3 separate regions of the Mus musculus genome follow, and all the other regions are linked to region 1. A link is a loop called in an ENCODE intact Hi-C map of the cell type or tissue named here. Cell type or tissue: heart. All regions are shown on one strand.

Region 1 (8,000 bases):
TTCCCAGAAGCTGTCAGCTTCTGTGGTGCAGACTCTCACCTGTGCAGACTAAAATCCTAAGTTCCAGGGAGTCCTGGAACCAAGATGGTGACCGCTGCTCCTGAGGCTGAGGCCGTCTCCCGAGCCAGGCGGACACCTGTCCTCTGGTCCGGATGGTGGCCGGTTTTCTGTGGCCCGCTCAGGCTGCTGCCTCAGCGGCTCTGTGCTTCTGCCCGTCCCAGAAGCTGTCCGGTTCTCTGGCGCACCCTCTAACCTGTTCAGACTAATTTCCTAAGTTCTGCTGAGTCCCGGAACCAAGATGGCGACCGCTGCTGCTGAGGCTGAGGCCGCCTCCCAAGCCAGGCGGACACCTGTCCTCTGGTCCGGATGGTGGCCGGTTGTCTGCCGCTCTTTTTCTTATAACAACTGCTTACGTAAGATTAAGTAGTACTTAAGTTAACTCGCACAGTTCAATTTATTAGTTGAATTATTAAGGAGTGTTCCCACTATATTTGTGAACAAGATACAAGTGACTTTAGTTTAAAATCTATTTAGTTGGGCTGGTGAGATGGTTCAGTGGGTAAGAGCACCCGACTGCTCTTCCGAAGGTCTGGAGTTCAAATCCCAGCAACCACATGGTGGCTCACAACCATCTCACAACCATCCGTAACAAGATCTGACTCCCTCTTCTGGAGTGTCTGAAGACAGCTACAGTGTACTTACATATAATAAATAAATAAATCTTTTTTAAAAAATCTACTTAGTTAAACAAAAATATTTCTGTTCAAATATTGTATAATTCCATAAACCTAAATATATACCTACATATATCATAAAATCTTTGGTATCAACTATATTTTTTCTAAATGCTAGTGTTACAGGTTGGCTTATGTTTTATGATAGGAAAAATACATTTAGATCTTTTTGTTTATGAATATAAACAGGGTCCTGAAGTCACTAAACTGAATCAAAGGTAGGCTGTAACCAAGTGTGGCTGTTTCCCCATGAGAAAAGGGATGTAAAAGATACACACACACACACACACACACACACACACACATACACACGCACACACACATGCACACACACTCGCTCAGGCAGGGGAGATGGTCATAAGAGAATGGAGTTTGGTGACAAGCTGCTATGACCAAACAGTGCCTAGGGCAACCAGAAGCAGAAGAGGTTGTTTTTGGGGTGGCCCAGCCTGGTCAGTGCTTGGATTTCATCCTCAAACCTTGCAGACTGGAAGAGAATTTGTTTCCATTGTTTTTCTGCCCATTGGTTGGTGATACATTATCCCTGACATGGGAAGCTAACATCCTGTGTTAGACCTTGACAGACATACAGAGGGTAACATTTCCTCTCCTTCCAGAAGTGGGAGGAGCCTGTTCATGCTGCATATTCTTGCCGGTGCCAGAATTTCAAAGAAGGAAATCAGGTGTGGTTCCTGTATCCACAGCATTGGTACTCTAGTGGAGATAAATATTAAACAAGAATGCACCTGGAACCTCAAAACACCACCTGTGTAGGGTCCGTGATTCTTTGTGGCATAAAAGACCACACATAGATGTAATGGAAAAATAACCAGGTAAACAAGCCATCAGGTCAGGCATCCTGTAAAGAAGGTGTTATGGGGCTGGAAAGATGGCTCAGAGGTTAAGGGTACCAACTGCTCTTCCAGAGGTCTTGAGTTCAATTCCCAGCAACCATATGATGTCGCATAACCATTTATGAGCTCCGATACCCCTTTCTAGTCTGCAGGCATATATATATATTAAAAGAAGGTATTACAGATGGGAATACACCAGGCAAAGAGAGGGCAACACAAAAGCCCAAGGCTGCAGGGAATTGGGCAAGTTAATGCAATTTCGGGGAGGCAGCGAGAGAACACACCGAGGAAGCCTGAGAGACCTATGGGGACAGGGTGCACAGCCCGTTAGCACTTATTCATCCATCGAGAATGGAAACCAGTCAGCAAGTCTATGCTGTGTTACTGTTCTCGTTGCTTTGGCTGCATGAAACAACTTAAAAAAAAAAAAAAGGACTGATTGCGGCTCCTAGTCTGAGCGGACAGTGATCCAGTTCACAATGGAGGGAAAACCACAGGGGCAGGCAGCCGTGGTGGTAGGAGTGAGCGCCTGCTCCCCCTCATTGCTTGTCTTAGCAGAACAGGAAGCAGAGAGCAGACAGGGACGAGGGACAGACCAGATAAACCTCAATGCCTGACCCCAATGGCCCACTTCCTCTGGTGAAGCCCACTTCCTAAAGGTTCCATAACCTTCCAAAACACCAGCCAAAACCCAAGTCAAGTGTTCAAACACAGACGTCAAACCACGATGCCAGGCTAGTCCGAAGCGGTAGACCAGGCTAGTCCGAAGCGGTGGCATGGTTGCTGAGGGTGGTGTATGGGTCCTTCCTGGCTTCCCCCTACTCGGATCTTCCTTCATCCTCAGCCCCCGGGAAGACAGAATTCAAAGTCTCTGTTGTTTAAATCGTCATGAAACACTTGGAGAACAACGGATGGTGAGCATCGGGAGACCCAGGCAACCACAGCTTCAGGGGCTCGCGTTAGAGCAATGAGCGCTGTGTCTTAGGAAGCCCAGGAGTAGAGAGGGAAGGGAAATGGCTAAGGAAACTGTGTCGGTCTGTGGAGGCCTGCAACATCTATAGTCCCCTGACTGTTAGGACAGATAATCTAGGTAGACCTGACTCAAGAACAGGAAAGACGTTTCCCCGGAAGGATCCCATGCACTGCCTGCAGTCTGCATCTTGTAAATATTTCAGCTGCCTTTCCTTTGACAACCTGCCTTGCAGAGCTGAGACCTGCTCAGCCAGCCTTAGTCATGATGTCCAGTCTAGCCTCTGGTTCAATGGGGACTAGTTTCTCGGTTTGCTTACATGCTATTTCTTATGCTTCTCTGGAGGAATAGTCACAGACACACACACACACACACACACACACACACACACCCCACACCCAAACTGGAGAACCCAACAATTTCCAAGAATTAGCTGGAGGGCTAAACATGCAGCCACCAAGAAGCCGAGGCTGGAAGACTGCAACTTCAAGGCAACTCTGAGCTACACAGGAAAGAGGGAGGGAGGAGGAAACAAAGTATTGGAGGGACTGGCTATAGGAGGAAGTCAGAGTGTCCACAGTGGACGGCAATTCAAGCTCTGTGGTTACTCTGAACACTTGTCACCAGGGTGCTCTAGCCAGAGAGTGGACAAGTCACAGGTTGTAGGACCGGGGGCTGCAGATGGGAGGGAAGCCTGAGGAGACCCTGGTCTCTGCGTGTTACTTAAGGCCTTAAACTATTCTTTCAACCATTTCTCTTGGTTCTTTACTCTGTGCTATTTTTAGCAACAATACTAGCTGTTTAAAAGTCCTAAGTTTGACTTAGACTGCCATCTTGTGGATGTTTGGGTTCACAACAAATAACAAAAATGCTAAAACTAAGTCCCTTTCCTCCTCCTCCTCCTCTTCCTCCTCTTCCTTTTCCTCCTCCTCTTCCGTTTCCTCCTCCTCCTCCTCTTCCTTTTCCTCCTCCTCTTCCTTCTCCTTCTCTCCCTCTTCTTCCTCTCCTTCCCTCCCCATCTCCCTCTCCTCTTCCTCTTCCTTCTCCTCCTTCTCTCCCTGTTCCTCCTCTCCTTCCCTCCCCATCTCCTCCCTCTCCTCCTCCCAGCCTCTTCCCTTCCTACAGACTCTCACTGTGTATCCCAGGGTGACTGAAGTTGGATGCTGATTGTGTATTGGGAACCATCCCTCAGCCCCCCCCCCCACACCGAGCATCCTCTTGTCTTTGCTGTCATCTCTTCTCTGTGCCTCATCTTATTGCTGACTTGGAAAGAAAGCACAGCTCATGGATCCTGCTCAGTTGGCCAGATACCAACACTGTGGTGACTGCTTGTTTTCCGTTTTCAGCCTTGAGTGCTTCTATTAGTAAAGTCAGAGCGAGTGATGATGACCTACTACCTCTTCCATTGTCAACATGTCCTAGGAATGTGTGTTCTGATGTCGGGAATGGAACTCAGCCCATTCCATTAGGAAAAACAGGATAGAATGAACTTAAACATAGACCTTCCACAGTGGTCCAGCAATCTCACTACTGGACCCAGAACTAAACTAATTATTCTGTCACAGAGCTGTCTTCCCTCTCTCATCTATCGTGTCGATGTTTCTCTTGGTCCTTTACTCTGTGCTACTTCTGCAAGTAAGACTAGAATGTCACTAGTAAGACTAGAGAAATAAGGAGTGGACCAGTGGGGACTTCAACAGAGGAACACATGTAAAGAAAAAGCGATGGACCAGGCAACAGAGTACCATCCGGCCTTGAAGAGGAGTGCAGGCCCTCATTTGTAACAGCACAGGTGAGCGTGCGTGTACATGTTCAGTGGAATAAGCCATGAACAGAAAGACAAATATTGTGATCTCCACTGTGGAAGGTTGAAAACAAGTCAGACTCACAGGAGCAGAGGGTAGAGTGTTGGCTTCAGAAATCAGCCGGAGGGGTTGGAAAGGTGGTGGATAGACAGATAACTTCAATGAGAGAACAAATAAGTTCAAAGCTCAGTTGTAAACAGTGGTGACAAATGTTAACACAAATATATTGCCTTTGAAAAATTACTGGCTTTCAATATTTTTACCACTCACAACATAAGTACGTGGGGTAATACATTTGTTAAGCATTTCATTGAGCCATTCCACAGTGTCTGTGTCCGAGTGTGTGTGGTGTGTGTGTGTGTGTGTGTGTGTGTGTGTGTAGTACCACCTGTCAATTTTACAAACATGCAGGCAGCTAGGTATAGTGGTTCACATCTAAATCCCAGTATTCAGGATGTGGAGGCAGAAGGATTCAGAATTCAAGGCCAGTCTGCCTACATGAGACCTTGTCTTAAAAAAAAAAAAAGGGAAAGGAAGACTGGGGGGGGGGGCAGAAATAGGAAGGGTGGATGGATGAATAAAAAGATGATAGATAGATAGATAGATAGATAGATAGATAGATAGATAGATAGATAATAAATAGATAATAGACAATCAGTCAGTCAGACAGACAGATAATGAATGGGTGAATGCCTAACAAAGCGTTGAATGTCTAAGCCCTCAATCTCTTATGCCTTATTGATTAGGGAATATTTTTAAGATCTCTTCCAAGATATTCAGTAGAATACAGAACGTAAGAAGCCTAAACGTTTCCGGAGACCAATAGAAGATGGAACTTGGTGAGTTTGAGAGGAACCAGATATAGTGTTGTGGGGACAGCACGGGCTTCTTGCTGGGGGCCATCTGAAAGCTGTGACCATTGTGAACTTGGAGCCAACCCAAAAGACACGGTTTGCCTGTGGTGTTTCAGAAGGAAGGCTGGCCTCTGAAGCATCACCTCTGGTTTTTAATGTCATCTAAAAGCCTGCTCGAATGCTCATTGCTAGATCTCTTTGAGAGGGGTCACTTCAGACACCCACAAGGTGTGCCTGGGTCCAAAGGACATGCGGGTGAGTGCTTTTCTCTGTGCTCGCCGACACTCCTCAGTGTTCAGAGATGTTGCTGGTGTGGACTTTGGTTCTTTCCAGATTTGTGGTAACTGTAAGGTCTCTTGGTCTCTCTCTCTCTCTCTTTTTTAAATGGGACACAAAGTTAATGAGGCTTACTCGACATGAATTGCTAACAGTTGAAGTAATGGCCAATGCACAAGAAAGTTAATATAGAATATTAATCCCCATGAGTCGAGATGATCACTGTTAATTAGCAACTTGGGTGTGCTTGTCATATTAGGAAAAGAAAGTGGATCGGACGTGCCTTGGTCCCTACAGACCTTTAGTCTCTAAGTTTATACCACTTTTCTCACGCACAGTGTGTTTGTTTGTTGTGTGTGTTCCCTGTTAGAATAGTAGTTCCTTAAAGACACTGTATTAGCTTCTCTGCTGTAGCTGTGCTAAAAATACCACTAAAAAAAAGCAGCTTAGAGGGGAGAGAATTTCTTAGGCTTATGGTTCCAGAGACACAAATTTCATCATAGCAGGCAAGGAATAGCAGTAGATCGCAGAGTTCGAGGCTGGCCTAGCAGTCAGAAAACATCGATAGCACATTTCATCCACACACAGGAAGTGGTGAAAGTAAGCAGGAGGTGAGGTCAGGCTGTAAAGCCCACCCATGGTGACCTCTGACCTCCAGCAAAGCTCAGCTGCCTAAATGGCCCACAGCCTCCTGGCGCAGTACCATCTGCAGGGGATCAAGTGCTCGGATCCTCGAATGACCCCCCACTGAGCAGAACCCACACATTGATTGTTCTACGCACAAGCATCTTACCACCTAAAAAGGCAGCAGGAAACAGAATGAACCCAAGAGACACTTCTTGGGTCTCTTGGGTCAATAAATGAACAGACAATTGTTTTTATGTATGGCTAATGACAAGAGTCATTATGCTGTCAGTAGAGTTCCTCTCTCCAGCCAAGGAGACCTGCAACTTTGTTACAAAGTTAAAATTTCTGTAAACCATAGTTTTTAGTAGAATATCTTCTGGGGCTTTAGAAAAATCTATTTTAGTTTACATGGAAGATCGTCTCAGAAGATACAGCACTCATTTATTAAGCCACAGAAAGTCTTCTCCAAGTCAGTGTGTGCTTGGCTCTGTGATGCTGGAGGTAGGGCCACTGAAAGTATCTGTTGGGTTCCCTTAGGCCTCTCTGGGTGGACCCTGGAGGCTGACGTCCTTGTTCTTGTCAGCATCCTAGCAACAGATTCCCTGTTCCATTATGGGAGGCTGGTGGCTGCCCCTCCTGTTCTTTCTTGCCTCCCCACTAAAGCCTTAACTATGGCTGTCAGTAAGCTTTCCTCTGAGCAGATAGGGTGTGTATCCAGCTCCTCTAGGCCCTTCCAACCCACATTCCCATCAGTTCTGCTTCGCTAGAGTGCACATTACATCTGGAGTCACCTCTGTATTCCTCAGGGTCCCTCCTCTGCATCCTCACCCCTGTTCTCAATTCTTATTCATTCACTGTGATTAACGTGTGATAGTTCCCTGAACTAGAATCCGATGTTTAAAAATGCCCTTCAAAGCCCCGATTCTATAGCTACACATGCCTCTATGAATTGTATACTTCATAGCTCTAATAACTTGCTGCAGACATTCAGGGCTTGTTTTAATTTAAAGTACAATTTTATGATTATAAAGTATTTTTCTAATGATGATTTAAACTCATGAGCCAAATAGGAATAAATTTAGAATGTCAATACTATATTGCTATGTATCCTTTTAAAAATATTATTTATTCTTTGTGAATTTTACATTATGCACCCCAGTCCCACTCAGCAGGTGGGCTTCTGGGTGGCTGCATATCAATTTTAACACATTGAAATTGGATTAATGTTCTTTTAAAAGAAATATTTGTCTTTATTTTATGTGTATGTGTTTTGCCTATCTCTATGTCTGTATACAAGTTTCATACAGTGTCTGAGGAGGTCAGAATAGGGCGTCAGATACACTAGAAGTAGAGTTATAGATGATTGGAAGCTGATCTGTGGGTGTGGGAAATGAACCTAGATCCTCTGGAAGAGCAACCAGTGCTCTTAAACACCAAGCCCTTTTCTCCAGCCATATATATGTATATGTATGTGCATGTAATTGTACATGTATATATATTTAACCTATTCCTTTTTTAAAAATGTACCCCCTTCCAAGGAAATGATCCACCCTTCAGTGATTCATAAATGACTCGTGAACTTGAAGAGTACACCTTTCTATAATATTGAGGTGGAGAAATATTTTCTATAGGTTGAGAATTCTATCCCCATACAGGAGTAACAGTTAGTTGCCAGGTCACGCCCTGATTCTCCACTGGGGTGGCCAGAGCACTGCCTGGCATGCCACCAGAGAAGGCAGGGCAGAGTCCATAAGGGGTGGTCCACAATCCCCGTTTTCCTTCACCAGACTAGAAGGAGAAACAGTAGGATCTGGGATGAAGGCTGTGTTTCCCAGTTTCCTGTGTACCTGGATGTCGCTGTCATATTGCTGGGAGTCGAG
Region 2 (8,000 bases), 240 kb before region 1:
TCAGTAGTTGGAGTAGAAAACCGCATAGCATATGCCTAGTCTTTTGTATCAGGTCTCCTTATCACGACTGGCCATTAGGAATCCTCTGTCTCCAGGCATAGAGACAACCAGATCTATCTCCTATTTCCCCCATGGAAAGTTGATCGGCCTTAGTTTCTGAAAGATTAAATGGTCATGCTGTAGACCTGTTGTCCCCTGTATTCTGAGAAACATAGCTTTAGGACATGAACTCTGCCTTCAGAGCAAAGAAACCAGTCTTCCCCCTCACCAGAGAAAACATGCTATGGGCTGGGGGCACATGAGAAAGAATAGTCACACACTCTTACCAAAGTGTGTGACACACACAGATAATTGACACTTGACTTGGGGCATCCTGATAACACACCGAGAAAGAATATTCTGTGTTTAGTGCGCACAGGCAGAAGCTGGGATGCTTATAGAGTCATTGAATATTTAATAAGTCCTATGTCTCCAGCCAGCACAAGCTATGCCCAAGTCAGGCAGGAAAACCATGGCTCTGGTGCTCACCCGCCTGGATCTCTGCTCCCCCTACTCGCTACCTGCCAGATGGAGTCTGTCGCCCTTTCCTCGGGCTCTGGATACTTGGAACAGGTGATTTCTTTGGAGTTATTGGTTTAGTTTGTTTGTCTGGGACAGAGTCTTACTGTGTAGTGCAAGCTGGCCATAAACTCACATTCTCTCGCCTCAGTCTGGGATTACAGGCACGGGTCACCACATCTGGTGGCACGGGCGGTTTCTAAGCTTCTCCTAGGCTCCACACTATACTGTATGATGAATCTTCAATCTTTCACAATATACCAGTAGATCTCTGAAGATAGCTAGTTAGACACTGCTCATAACGTGGCTAGCTGGACACAAGGCATGTTTGCAGTCTTCCCAACACTCAGCAGAACTAGCCTGAGCACACAGACTCACAGGGGCAGAGGCCAGAGCTTCGATCTGAATCCTGTGCCTCAATGCCAGGGTTCTGATCTACACATATCGGCTTCTGCTTTTGACCCCGCTTTTGAAGTAGAGTGCCTTCTAGATCCCAGGTCTGCCTTTTTCATCAAGCACCGCCAATGGACACCAGGCTTGTCCCCTTCTCCCGTCCCCATCTGGAGGGCAAGCCTGTGGGAAGGAGGTACCTCAGCACGAGGAGGGCAATCAGCAGCAGAACTACCAGGATCCCCGTGAGCGTGAAGACGGCAATCATCAGGATTTGAGGGCCTGTGCAGAGAAGGAAGGGGTGTGCATTAGCGGGGCCACAGCACAAATGCGTCCCAGAGCCCCGCCTGGTGAAATGAAGCCCGAGGACAGGAGAGGGAAGAGCCCTTTTGAAAAACATTTTTTGATTAATCTTTTATTGGTGCTATGCATCCAGCATCTGCAGGCTCTGCTCCTCCCCTCCCCTCCCCTCCCCTCCCCTCCCCTCCCCTCCCCTCCCCTCCCCTCCCCTCCCCTCTCTCCTCTTCCTAAGTAGCTCAGAGTTGCCCTAAAACTTATGATCCCCCTGTGTGCTAGAATTATAGGTACATGCCACTAGGCACAGCCATGTAGCTCCTTATTTCTAACCAAAACCACTACTGTCATAGGAACATTAAGTGGTTTCCAACACATAATTTGAAGGGAGATAAGCCTACATGATATTCTCTAGATCTGTGTGTCTAAAGAGGTTCTATGCAGAAAGAAAGAGATGGCTATGTTTAAATGCTGGATGCATACTGTAAGAAAGCCAATTAGAATATTAAACCACAGTGCTGTATACTATTCCTCTCCAAGATTTCTATTATTGAGGGAAAGCAATAACTTGACTGTGTTAGAGTGAATGAATCTTGTGTGTGTGTGTGTGTGTGTGTGTGTGTGCGCGCGCGCATAGTTTGAGTAGAAGTCTTCCATTCACAGATTTTCAGAACAACAAGTGGAGTTCAGGAAAATGGGAGTGTAATCCGAGGAAACACTGGAGGGACGTCCAAGGACGTAAGGGACAAGTTCAGTGTCAGAAGCCACAGCAGTAAAAACCCTCGCAGGCTCATTCTGGCTCACGTGTGTGCAGAGCTTCCCCACCTGGCAGGAAGTAAGTACGCTCCATGAAAGGATGACTCAAAGTGAGAAGCAAAATGTGTAAGGAGCTGGAAGACAAAGGGATATGGTAAAAAGGACAAGGAGAGAGGAGAGAGTTGCATGAGAGAGGGGAGGGGAGGGAGGGAGGGAGGGGAGGGAGGGAGAGAGAGAGAGAGAGAGAGAGAGAGAGAGAGAGAGAGAGAGAGAGAGAGAGAGCACGCGCAAACAAATGCTCAAATAGGGAAAGTGTTCAAATTTTTTTTTTTTTTTAAAGACTGGAGGTCACTTCCAAGTACTTAATGAAATTACTCCAAGAAAAGATGAACAGATTTCTCATTAAAGTTCCACTCCCTCCCCCTCCACCCCCAGGAGTCTCTAACACAGCATGGGGGGACACTCAAGACCCTTGAAGGCACAGCTCGGTTGTCTACCAGCCAGCCTGTACCCACCATGAGTAAATTATTGATTTTTAAATGGCTGAAAGCTTTGAATAAAAGTTTGATCCTCTTTATTTTACCGAGACAAGAAAAAGATGCCCCAATATGAAAATATACTAAGACCCTCCTCTACTGTAAACTTATCACACATCTTGTAATGTTTTTGTTTAATCATACTGTATCCTAAACTTTTCTCATGTTCTCTCTCTCTCTTCCTTCTTCCTCCCCCACCCGCTGACCCTCTGTTGCCCCCAGTCCCTCGCCCCGCCACGCCCCATCCCTCCCCTGCTCCGTCCCAAGCAGAAGCTTAGCATGCGATAAAACTGTAGCACATTTCCATGAGGGCTGCTTGGCAAGCTTTGCCCTGGGGTTGCCTGTCACCTGGCTTTCTAAGTGACTTTGTTTCGCCTCTCACCTAGGCAGGAAAGTGCTCCCACCTCAGGGCTCATGCCATCATGACATCGTGACGTCATGTCATGACCATCATGAGACTGTCATGAAGTCATGTCGTGACCACATTTCTTTTGATGGATACAGTACTTCCACCATGCCTACCACCATCACACACTGCCACCGTAACACACCCCTAGCCCCAGACAAAGAGGAAGTCTGTAGAAAAAATACAACTCCACACTGTGGCATCATACACCCCCATGCCAGAGCATGAGTCTGAGCCACTCAGGTCATTTCAGTCCCTACCTGCCTACATAATGAGCACCCCCTGTGCTAGACATAATGACCATAATTAGATATTTAAACATGCTATTTAAATGAAATCAGTTCATTGTTGTTTAGACAGGGTCATACTCAGTAGTCCAGGCTGGCCTGGATCTCATTTTGTGGCCGAGGATTGCCTCAACTCATGGTAATATTCCCTTCGGTATTCCCAACACTGTGATTACAGATGTGAGCCACCTGGCTAAATGCAGTTGTTTAAAATTCAACCGCATTTTCATTTTGCTTCTCTGTTAAGTCAGGTTCAGGCTACTTCTAAGGCAAACCATCTGTGCCCTCTAGTGGCTATTCTGGTTGTTGCATTCTGCCGGCTTCTCAAAGAATGTACAGTGAACAGCAGGGTGATTTCTAAGTCCTAGGACAGTAGGGCTGGAGGGAACTCGGTAAACAGGCTGCTTTGCTAGAGGAGAAAGCTTTTAGTTGTAATCAAAGCAAACTGACTCATGTTAACGCAATTGTCTTTGGCTATGCTACCCTGGACCTGCCTTTTCATCTAAATTAATGGTTTTAGTGCTGGGTCCAGTGTGTGTGTGTGTGTGTGTGTGTGTTTGTGTGTGTGTGTGTGTGTAATTAATATAATATAATATATCACTATATTATATTTAATAATATTATATAACATTATATATTCTTATGATATTAATGTTACAATATATATTGTAGATTATATAGAATAAATTACATATTGAATGTATTGAATATATTGAATAATTGAATACATAATTATTCAATTATTCCAGTGCAGTATGCTTCAGCAACAGGTATCAGTGACTATTAGACCCCAATCTTGTACAGTATGTTGTAAAAAGACACATGAACAAGCAAATGTGGCGTGAGTACCGTGCAGGCGTCACACAGGGCTAGACAGATCCTTTCCTGAGGTGCTGAGCAAAGCTGAGGAGAGGTGAGATCCAGCAAATATTCCTTGCTTAAAACATTGAGTCTGTAGCAGTAACAGGATAAAGTACACATTTTTATGTCTATTCAATTTTGCTGATTTTCTGACTTTGTTTTCTAGGGGGTCCCGCTTATATGGAAACCATCTTCAAGACAGGGTTCGAATGTGGATGGGTCTAACCAGAACTCACTGGGCTTGTAAAACCCAGCCACAAACCTGGAGAGTCTAGGCAAGATGAGAAGAAAAGATAAACAAGCTAACTGCCTACAGCTTGCGCGGAAACCACATCGAGAGAAGGAAACTCAGCAAGAACGGCTTACCCAGCCCAGGAACGTCATTGGGGAGCTTGTGGTTCTTCCAGATGAAGTTGGGGTTCTCAGCCACCGGAATAGTTTTGTTTTTGTGGGTGTCATACTTCATAAGAACCTTGTACTGTGTTGGAGCCATAAACAAAGGCAAAAAGAAAAGAAAATCATGAGAACATTTTAGAGCAATGTGTGATGAGGCTGACTGTGTGTGTGTGTGTGGCTTTGGGGACGTGATCTCGATCTCTTAATCCTCCTGCCTCAGCTTCCCAAATTTTGGGATTACAGATATGAGCCATCATTACCAGTTGTTAATTAAGCCTCTATGAATAAAGCCTTCACGTGACGTTATCTGCTAATGGAAACATTATTACAGGCTATCTTTGAATTAGTGCTCTAGGTATTGACAATGCTGTGTGCAATATGTTTGAAACAGGGCTACCTTCTACAGTCACTATCCTTCCCTCAAAATATTCTCCATGGGAAATTTACATTTAGAGACTTGAGTCTGAAGGATAGAACCTATAGTTGCATATATAGAAGGTCAAAATTAGCCTGTATGCTAGGGTGTGGCTTATCAACTCTCTATTGATACCTACCCTGAGTATAGACTAGTATTCTGATAGCTCCATGTTTTGAGAGCTAATTGCTAGGTTCTCCCCAATACACACACTATGTACTGAGGTTGGAAGCAGTCAAATGCTGAGAAGTTTGACCAAATTTGTTTTGGGAGACCTGTGTAGGGAACAGTGGAAGTGTGGTGAGGAAAGGTCTCTCACACACGTCTTTGTGTCTCTTCCGAGGACAGTAGGGTCTTCATCTCTTTGGATGAGCATGTGGGTCTCTTTGTGTGGTTCCTGTTAGTAACTGAAGCATTTGGGGGATATGACACAAAAATTTTCCATGGCATGTGTATCAACTTTATATTCCTCTTAAAGTTTCTCCCTCCCTCCCTCCCTCCCTCCCTCCCTCCCTCCCTCCCTCCCTCCCTCCCTCCCTCCCTTCCTTCCTTCCTTCCTTCCTTCCTTCTTTCCTTCTCTCCCTGCCTTCCCTCCCTCCCTTCTCTTTTTCCCTCTTCCTTCCTTTCTTTCTTTTTTCTTTTTTTCTTTCTGTGTCTCTGCCTCTTTGCCTGTCTCTCTCTCCCTCTCTCCTTCCCTCCCTCCCTCTCTCCCTCCTTCCCTCCCTCCCTCTCTCCCTCCTTCCCTCCCTCCCTCTCTTTCTCTCTCTCCCCTTCTCTCTCTCTCTCTCTCTTCTTTTTTTCTATTTGGGAGGTGGGTATACATATCATTCATGTGGTGGTCAGGGGACAATTTTCAGGAATCCAATCTCTCCTTCTACCACGTGAGTCTTGGGGATCAAACTCAGGCTGTCTGTTTTAGAGTTGAGCACCCTTACCCACTGAGCCATCTCACTGGCCCCCAAATATAGTATTTCATTAAAGGTCCAATATAGTAACAAAAACTATAGATTCTGAAATGCTGTCTCAAATTTCTGGTGTCACTTTCTCAGGATGGGCATCTTTTCTGTAATTTTTTACATTTGCCATTGTAGATGTCTCTCAAAAGGCAGTGTCAATATATATAGACCTATGCATATATTATGACTTATTTATATTAATTATGTGTATGTATGTTATGATTTAAGCTTGCCCTAAGGTCCACTCTGGAACATTTACAAATGAATACTATTTCCTTCTAGATGTCCACTTTTTCTCTTGTAGGAAAAAGGTCTTTACTTGTCACTTGGCTGGCTGAAACAGTGGCTTTCATGGTTTAGACGGACACAGCTCCGGAAGGCATACAGGAAGCGGTTCCACTTTTAAATTCAGCCGTGAACTCTATACCAGACAGGAAGCTTCTTGTGGGAGATATGGTGAGAGAGTAGACCCTCTCCCCTCTTTAGAGGCTGCTGTCTTAGGGTAACTATTGCTGCACTGACACACATGTCCAAGGCAACTCAGGGAGGAAACACTTATGCTTCATCATCAGGGTTTCTCATCAGAGGAAGTCGGGGCAGGAACTACAACCAGACAGGAGCCTGGAGGCAGGAGCTGACACAGAGGCCATGCTTACTAGCTAGTAGTTCCCCTTGGCTTTCTTATAGAACCGTGAGCCAAAATGTCCAGCGGTGATCCCATCCATAATGGGCTGGGCCCTCCCTCCTTAATCACTGATTTTAAAAAATGTTCTACAGGCCTGCCTACAACCTCTTAATCGAGGTTCCCTCTTCTCCGATGACCATAGCTTGTGTCAAGTTGACATAAAACCAGCCATCACAGGCTCTTCCATAATAATGAAGTGGTACCAGGGCCTGGGGTATTGCTGTGATAGGCCTGACCATGCTTTTGTCTGGAAGAATGTGGATTTTTGAGACTTTGGGTTTGGAAAGTAGTGGAATGTTTTTAGTGCGGTGTAGTGGGCCATTCTAGTAAGAATGTGCAAGACTTTGCTGCTGAGATTGATTTGAACTGTGCAGGCCGGGCCCAGGAGGGTTCATTGGAGAAGAATTTCAATATGTGGCCTAGAGACTGCTTTTGTGGTATTTGGTGACGATTGTGGCTGCTTTTTGCCCTTGTCTAAAGAGTCTATCTGAGTCTAAGATAAGGAGACTTATATTAATTGCATTGACAGAGACTTTGCTCTTTGGTTAAGTCTCCTGAAGTTTTGAACAAGCATAGCAAGCTTAGAAAGGAAAAAATACAAAATATATGGTTAAAGTATTAAAGGGGCACCAGGAAGTGAAATGGGCCTGAATCCTATGTTCTAGGAGATAGCAGATTAAGGGATTTGGGAGTAAGAACCCATCCAGCTAAATTTAAATCCAGGCATGGTGGTACACACCTTTAATCCCAGAAGACAAAGCCAAACAGATCTCTGAGTTTAAGGCTAACCTGGGATAAAAGAAAAGCTTAAATCCAGGCATGGTGGTACACACCTTTAATTAGAGTATTACAGGAGAAAGCCATGCAGATCTCTGAGTTCAAGGTCAATCTACAGAGCAAATGCCAGGACAGACAAGCTTAGGCAGAAGAGTTGGAAAACAGGAAGCTGGTAGTAGAGTAAGGAGGGGGCCATGCATGTTCCAGCCCCAGCAAACATCAAAACATGGTAGCTTTGGCTATGTGGCTCTGGCTTTAGAGTGAAAAATAGAAGGGATTCCTGGGACAATTGATGCTGGTTAGTTGGAGCTAAGAAATTTGTGGTGATTAAGAAGATACCAGCATTACTCAGGTGAAATCTTCTGGGAAGTGTTTTCTGAGAGCACAAAGAAGCCATGTTCCAGAGATAGCCAAGGTTGTATTTCATGCTGCAGCTGTACTTGGTAATGTGTAAGAGTCACGCAGGTGGTACTGGTTTTGAGGCATGAAGGAGTCATGAAGAACAGCTGAGGCTTGGCACAGTGAGAGGACAGAGAAGGCCATTGATGAAGGGGCAGCCTCAGTTGTAGTTGGTGGCCTTCATGACTGAAGGGGTCATGCAAAGGTTTTGATGCTTGGCACCATGAAGAGAGCCTATGAGAGGTTATTTGTGAAGCCTAGTAACAGCAGAAGATCCCAATGTA
Region 3 (8,000 bases), 360 kb before region 1:
GTCTGCAGCAATATCAGGCCACTGCTGAGAATATAAAAGTCATCCAGAGACTCCAAGAACCCTAGAAGAAGACAAACGCACAGGTCATCGCATGCCCACACGGTCCGCACAGCCACCATCATCACAGGTCATTGCATGTCTACATGGCCCACACAACCACCGTCATCACAGGGCTTCGCATACACAGTAGGTCTGGCAATGTAGAAGCTATGGCTTGCTTTGCTCTGTAGCAGGCACTCCCAGCATTGGCCCAGCTACTTGGTAGTTACTAAGCTGCAGTGTGCACAGGTGCCAGTAGAGCCCATAACCTTCTAGATTGTCTAAAAAGCCTGAATATCTGAGGGTGTGTGTATGTGTATGTGTGCCTTTGCTAGGCAGTTAAGAATTTAGATGTCGGGGCTGGAGAGATGGCTCAGCGGTTAAGAGCACTGACTGCTCTTCCGAAGGTCCTGAGTTCAAATCCCAGCAACCACATGGTGGCTTACAACCATCCATAATGAGATCTGACGCCCTCTTCTGGTGTGTCTGAAGACAGCTACAGTGTACTTACATATAATAATAAATAAATCTTTAAAAAAAAAGAATTTAGATGTCAGGCTGGAGAGATGGCTCAGTGGTTAAGAGTGCTGACTGCTCTTCTGAAGGTCCTGAGTTCAATTCCCAGCGACCACATGGTGGCCCACAACCATCCGAAATGAGATCTGATGCCCTCTTCATTGCCCTCACCTTGAACTTCCCAGTGTCTAGACCTGCAGGCAACAGACAGCTACAGTGTACTTAGATATAATAATAAATCTTTGGGCCGGAGGGAGCCACCTCCATTCCCAGCAACCACATGAAGGCTCACAGTACAGTGTACCCATATTTCTTCCTCTTTCTTCCTCTTCTTCTTTCTTCCTCTTCTTCTTCTTCCTCTTCTTCTTCCTCTTCTTCCTCCTCTTCTTCTTCTTCCTCTTCTTCTTCTTCTTCTTCTTCTTCTTCTTCTTCTTCTTCTTCTCCTTCTCCTTCTCCTCCTCCTCCTCCTCCTCCTCCTCTTCTTCTTCTTCTTCTTTCTTCTTCTTCTTCTTCTTTTCTTCTTCTTCTTCTTCTTCTTCTTCTTCTTCTTCTTCTTCTTCTTCTTCTCCTTCTCCTTCTCCTCCTATTCCTCCTCCTCTTCCTCCTCCTCCTTCTTTTCTCTCTGTTCTTTATGAATTTTATTGGAATCTTTATGACTTTTAAACATGGATGAATCTACATGTGTAAATCTGAACCTGGCTTTGAAAGTAGGCTTTGACACCCTGGTTCACAGAGTCTTCTAAATGTTGGAGACAGTGTAGGCTTATGTTGAAGTCTGGGCTGGGTGAGAGTGGACAGGTAGACCAGACACAACTGGACCATTGTCAGCAACTGATAGATGTCTACAACTGAGAGTGTTAAAGAAATGTCTGAGAACTCAGGGGTAGGCTAGGCACTGGAAAGAGGCCAGAGAGAGTGCGCTTGCTCTGTCCACCGTGTGCACACATAGCGAGGCACCACCTGTAAGAAAGAGCTTTCACAGCCTGCCATTGCCCTCACCTTGAACTTCCCAGTGTCTAGACCTGCAGGCAACAGACTTGTGTTTGGAGGTTACCCGGTCTAAACTCCTCCGTTAGGACAGAATCGACCAACATAGGCTCAGATGTCTACCTTTTTATAACAACCCCGTTCTTTTTGGCATAGCTAAGCATTACTATCCACATGCTATTATCACTTAACATTTTGTCTATGTTATTTATTTATATTCAGCAGGTCATTGTCGTATGTATATGTGTGCAAATACATGGACTGTGTGCAACACAGCTGGAGGGCGAAGAACAACTTTGTGCAGCTGCTTCTTGTCCTGGTTGTTGTTTGTTTGTTTGTTTCTTTTTGTCAGCGTGCCACGATCTTGAATGTATCTGGGAAGACGGAACCTTAGTTGAGAACATGCCTCTGGCAGACAGCCTGTAGGCAAGCCTGGGGGTTATCATCTTGATTATTGATTGACATGAGAAAGCCCAGAAGCCACGGCTGATGCTATCTCTGGCCTGGTGTCCCCTGTGTGTATAAGACAGCAGGCTGAACAAGCCGGTAAGCTGAACTCCTCTATGGCCTCTGCTTCATTCAGTTCCTCTCTCTACATTCTTGACTCAAGCTCCTGCCCTGACGTCTCAGTGATGGGCTATAGGCTACGCACAGAAAAAGGCCCTGTCTTCTCCAAGGCGCTTTTGGTCCTGGTGTTTATCACAACAGGAGAAACGCTAACAGTTTTTCCTTCCCACCTTTCCATGGACTGACCTTAGACCATTAGGATTTCAAAGCAAGCATTTTCCCCCCCCCAATGAGTGATCTTGTTGGCCCTTAGTATTACAGTTTTGGGGTATTTAAATTTTTAAAAAATTTTATGTGTGTTAATGGTTTGCCTGTATATATGTATGTAACTATAAAACACATATGTGCAGTGCCTGAGGAGGCCAGAAGAGGGCATCAGAACTCCTGGAACTTGGAGTTACAGACAATTGTGAGCTGCCATGTAGGTGCTGGGAACCAAACCCCAGGTTCCCTGCAAGAGCAGCAGGTGCTCTTAACCACTGAGCCGTCTCTGGGGGGCCCTGGTTTTGGTTTCTTAACTAAAAAGTAAAACTGTGTGTATCTATGGAGTACATCTGATATTTAAATAAATATACGTTGTGAATGGCTCTTTTATGTGTGTATATATATATATATATATATATATATATATACATATTTCTTTATACCAACTTCCTTTCACACCTAAAACATTAGCCTTTTCATATACATTAATGACTAAAGCAACAGGAGTTTTATGAATTTTTTTCAGCCCCCTCCCCAGAGAATGAAAACAAATGCCCTTCTGTCTGCGTACAAAGGGCACTCATACAGGAAACAGTTGAACCCCCACCCCCAATGATGTGTATCACTGTGCAGCTTCTAGGAGCCTGGGATGGGCCAGGCAGGGTTGGAGTCCGGTAGAGGGGTGACATAAAGCCGAAGTCTGGCCAGATGTGGAGGTCCTGTTCTGAATCCCAGTGCTGCTGAGGTGAGAGCAGCAGATCTGGTCATGGCCAACTTGGGCCACATGAAACCCTTATCCATCTCAACAAACGAAAGCGAGGAGCAAGAGGACTTGAAAGACGAGAATGCATTTCAGTCACGTGGACAGCTTACACCAAGCCTGGCTATCCGCACTTCACCTCTGACAGCCTGAGGCTGATGACATCATTCGGCTCTCACAACCTGTTTAAGGTCCGGAGTTTCGGAGTAAGAATCTCAAAGGTAAGAGGAGTGTCCGACTGAAGGAGATTCTCCAAGGCTGGGTCAGCTTACACAAGAGGATTACGGAGCAAAAGTGAATTTCCTACTCCAGCATGCAGGCTTGATGGCGCACCCTTGAACGCAATTTTAGTGAGTACCCTTTCTGGGAAGATACAGGCTGGATATGGGATAGAAGTTGGGACAGGTTTCAGGGACAGCTCATTCATTTCTAAGTCCCTTTTGCAGTGCTCAAACAACAAACAGGCATGGCCTCTGTGGGCGAGCCCTGGAGAAGGAGGATCCTAGCCGGTAGAATGCAGGTTTGCTAAGTCCCTCCTTGCTGTAGTACTCTGTCTGGACACAAGAGGGCAGGCGTTCTTTTGTAAATGAGTGACTGAGAACCTCTCATTGCAGAGTAAGGGTCCTTAAGAAGCCAGAGGGTAGTAAAATACAGCCTGCCTAGAGTTCTCGAACAGCAAAAACAAAGTGATGAATTGGGTTGCAAAAGCTACTCGAGGAGGGTGACTCTATATTGTCGAGCTTAAAAACAGCAAGCAAAACATTAAAGGAGGATACCAAGTCCCCATGCTTGGCCATAAAGGGAAACGTCGTTCCTGTCGATCCTAACCTCGCTGCCATCCCAAAGGTAGCTCTGGAAGGCAGATCATTCTCAGTTAAGGGGAAAAGGAGAAATGCCACGTTCTATAACGCCCGCCCTCAGATAGCATCCCATGGTAACTTTGTTGCTGAGATTAAGACGCAGTCTTTTTTCAGTAAACAAAGCCCACCTTGATAAGGGCCAAGTAAGGAAGCAGGGAAAGGCACCGGCCGCCAAGCCTGACAAGCTGAGCTCTGTCCCTGAAACCCACTCCTGACCTCCACATGTGTGTTATGACATGCACATACACATATACTACACACACACACACACACACACTGGATTTCACTAAAACACAAGGAGCCCAAACGTCGAGACTGGAAGCAGTCTGTGATCAACAATGCATTTACCTCAAAGATGCTACACCCTATCACAAGGACAGGTGCTCTACTCTATTCATAGCAGCTTTATTCATAATAGCCAGAATGGAAGAATGAATAAGAAAATGTGGTACATCTACACAATGGAATACTACTCAGCTATTAAAAACAAGGACATCGTGAAATTTGCAGGCAAATGGATGGAAATAGAAAATATCATCCTGAGTGAGGTAACCCAGACCCACAAGGACACGCACGTTATGTACTCTCTGATAAGTGGATATTAGTCATACAATACCCTGGATCTATCCCACAGTCCCAACGAAGCTAAACAAGAAGGAAGGTCCAAGTCAGGATGCTTGGATCTCACTTAGAAGAGGGAATAAAATAATCATGGGAGGCAGAGGTATGGAAGGAACTGAGTGAGAGAAAGATGGGGAGGGGAATGGGGGTGTTCAGGATCAGATGTGGGGAGACAGGAGAGAGTCCCAGGGGGCCAGGAGAGTGAATGTAAATTGGTGGCTGGCAGGGTTGGGGGGCATCTGTAGAATGTGCCAGACACCTGGAATGGGGGAGGCTCCCTGGAGCCTATGGGCAGGGTGACTTTAGTTGAGATTCATGGAACCTTAAGTGGCCACCTCCAGTAGCCAGGTAGAACCCCCAGTGGAGGGATGGGGACCCCAATACACCCACAAAACTTTTTACCCCAAATTTTTCCTGTCAACAAGAAATGCAGGGACAGAAATGGAGCAGAGGCTGAGGGAATGGCCAACCAATGACCGGCCCAACTTGAGACCCATCCCATGGGCAAGCACCAGTCCCTGACACTATTAATTATACTCTGTTGTGCTTGCAGACAGGAGCCTAGCATAACTGTCCTCTGAGAGACTCCACCCAGCAGCTGACTGCAACAGATGCAGAGACCCACAGCCAAACAGTGGACAGAGCTGGGACTCTTATGGAAGTGTGAGAGGGAAAAGATTGAGGGCCCTGAAGGGGACAGGAACTCCACAGGAAGACCACCAGAGTCAACTCCCTTGAACTCTTGGGGCTCTCAGAGACTGAACCACCAACTAAAGTGCATACCTGAGTTGGATTCAGGTCCACACCACACATATGTAGCAGATGTGCAACTTGGTCTTCATGCAGGTCTCCCAATAACTGCAGCGGGGACTGTCCCTAGAACTGTTGTTTATCTGTGGATTCTGTTTCCCTGGCTGGGCTGCCTCAGTGGGAGAGGTTAGCCTAGCCCTACAGAGACTTGATGTGCCAGAGTGGGGGTGGGGTCGGGGGAGCCCCACCCTCTCAGAGGACAGGGAAAGAGGGTATGGGGGAGGGACTGTGTGAGAGAGGAGATGGAGGGGGCAGCAATCAGAATGTAAAGTGAATAATTAATAAATAAGAGTATGTGTCCGAAGCTTCCACATGAGTTTTTTTTTCTTATTTTTTTACTTTTTGTTTTCATGTTTGAGGGGAAGGTGGGTGGGTAAAGGGCGGAAGCGGATGGATGGAGAGATGAGTGGGATTGGAGTGCATAATGTGACACTTCACAAAGAATCAATAAAAAGTTAAAAAAAAAAAAAGTGTGTGCCCAAGCGTGCTGTGGCGTGCGTGTGGGTCAGGGAGGTCGGAGAATAACCAGAGTGAGTCAGTGCTCTCCACACGGGCCCCACGGAGTGAATCTGGGGCATCCAGGCCGGCAGCTTACACCCAGCAGCCCCTGCTCCCAGCTCTGGGATACACCCGCCCACCACCAAGCCCAGCGTTCTTTTTTTTTTTTTTTTTTTTTCCATTTTTTATTAGGTATTTCGCTCATTTACATTTGCAATGCTATACCAAAAGTCCCCCATAGCCACCCACCCCCTCTCCCCTACCCACCCACTCCCCTTTTATGGCCCTGGCGTTCCCCTGTACTGGGGCATATAAAGTTTGCGTGTCCAATGGGCCTCTCTTTCCAGTGATGGCCGACTAGGCCATCTTTTGATGCATATGCAGCTAGAGTCAAGAGCTCCGGGGTACTGGTTAGTTCATAATGTTGTTCCACCTATAGGGTTGCAGATCCCTTTAGCTTCTTTGGTACTTTCTCTAGCTCCTTCATTGGGGGCCATGTGATCCATCCAATAGCCGACTGTGAGCATCCACTTCTATGTTTGCTAGGCCCAGGCATACTCTGACAAGAGACAGCTATATCAGGGTCCTTTCAGCATAATCTTGCTAGTGTATGCAATGGTGTCAGCATTTGGAAGCTGATTATGGGATGGATCCCCGGATATGGTAGTGTCTACATGGTCCATCCTTTTATCTCAACTCCAAACTTTGTCTCTGTAACTCCTTCCAAGGGTGTTTTGCTCCCACTTCTAAGGAGGGGCATAGTGTTCACACTTCAGTCTTCATTTTTCTTGAGTTTCATGTGTTTAGGAAATTGTATCTTATATCTTGGGTATCTTAGGTTTTGGGCTAATATCCACTTATCAGTGAGTACATATTGTGTGAGTTCCTTTGTGAATGTGTTACCTCACTCAGGATGATGCCCTCCAGGTCCATCCATTTGGCCAGGAATTTCATAAATTCATTCTTTTTAATAGCTGAGTAGTACTCCATTGTGTAGATGTACCACATCTTCTGTATCCATTCCTCTGTTGAGGGGCATCTGGGTTCCTTCCAGCTTCTGGCTATTATAAATAAGGCTGCTATGAACATAGTGGAGCATGTGTCCTTCTTACCAGTTGGGGCATCTTCTGGATATATGCCCAGGAGAGGTATTGCTGGATCCTCCGGTAGTACTATATCCAGTTTTCTGAGGAACCGCCAGACTGATCTCCAGAGTGGTTGTACAAGCCTGCAATCCCACCAACAATGGAGGAGTGTTCCTCTTTCTCCACATCCACGCCAGCATCTGCTGTCACCTGAATTTTTGATCTTAGCCATTCTGACTGGTGTGAGGTGGAATCTCAGGGTTGTTTTGATTTGCATTTCCCTGATGATTAAGGATGTTGAGCATTTTTTCAGGTGCTTCTCTGCCATTCGGTATTCCTCAATCTAAGTGGATCAAGGAACTTCACATAAAACCAGAGACACTGAAACTTATAGAGGAGAAAGTGGGGAAAAGCCTTGAAGATATGGGTACAGGGGAAAGATTCCTGAACAGAACAGCAATGGCTTGCTCTGTAAGATCGAGAATTGACAAATGGGACCTAATGAAACTCCAAAGTTTCTGCAAGGCAAAAGACACCGTCAATAGGACAAAAAGACCACCAACAGATTGGGAAAGGATCTTTACCTATCCTAAATCAGATAGGGGACTAATATCCAACATATATAAAGAACTCAAGAAGGTGGACTTCAGAAAATCAAATAACCCCATTAAAAAATGGGGCTCAGAACTGAACAAAGCCCAGCGTTCTTGATGTGAGTTGTGGGACGCACTCTACCCGCTGAGAAATTTCTCCGGGTCTATTATTCATCTGCTTTTTTTTTCTTTTCTTTCTCAGTATATAAACTCTACTAAGGAAGGGAATTTTGTCGTATTGACTCATACCTGTTCATTTCGGCATCAGGAGAAGGTGCCAAAGGTTTAACATACGGAAGTGCTCAATAAATAACTGTTAAATTTATTGAAGAAGAAATGGTGAATAATGTTTATGCATCTATGGCACTTGGGGCTCCTCACTCTGGAAGGATGGAAGCCATTCTTTGACCTACACACACACACACACACACACACACACAGCAAGTCAGGAATCATATCG

Evidence for each region. Hi-C counts contacts between places; a loop is a spot of excess contacts. Peaks named below come from ENCODE experiments on the same cell type or tissue, not always from the same donor. Only the 100,000 strongest peaks of a DNase experiment are listed, where the experiment ranks them.
Region 2: it touches region 1 in a loop (4-fold over the local background); 2 of 42 quality-filtered maps call a loop at or near these places.
Region 3: a loop joins it to region 1, with 7 times the contacts of the local background. A loop is called at or near these places in 22 of 42 quality-filtered maps.

What each region holds. Positions count from the first base shown.
Region 1 is chr6:136,977,297-136,985,296 of GRCm38, forward strand. It overlaps Gm30055 (a long non-coding RNA gene), which reads left to right and starts at 3,518. Exons shown (of 3, transcript XR_378077.3): 1 at 3,518-4,350; 2 at 5,124-5,202. In heart, a CTCF peak has its summit at 3,392 (motif pointing left); DNase peaks (open chromatin) are centred at 2,185 and 3,195; H3K4me3 peaks cover 222 bases; H3K27ac peaks cover 1,342 bases.
Region 2 is chr6:136,739,462-136,747,461 of GRCm38, forward strand. Gucy2c (guanylate cyclase 2c) reads right to left here. Exons shown (of 27, transcript NM_001127318.1): 10 at 4,455-4,566; 11 at 1,149-1,230. Among named protein-coding and RNA genes, the nearest start is that of Gucy2c, 38 kb to the right of the region's middle. In heart, a CTCF peak has its summit at 3,527 (motif pointing left); a DNase peak (open chromatin) is centred at 3,510.
Region 3 is chr6:136,617,342-136,625,341 of GRCm38, forward strand. It overlaps Plbd1 (phospholipase B domain containing 1), which reads right to left. Exons shown (of 11, transcript NM_025806.2): 7 at 1-61. Among named protein-coding and RNA genes, the nearest start is that of Gm40409, 8.8 kb to the right of the region's middle. In heart, CTCF peaks have their summits at 2,490 (motif pointing right) and 3,624 (motif pointing right); a DNase peak (open chromatin) is centred at 3,590; H3K4me3 peaks cover 635 bases.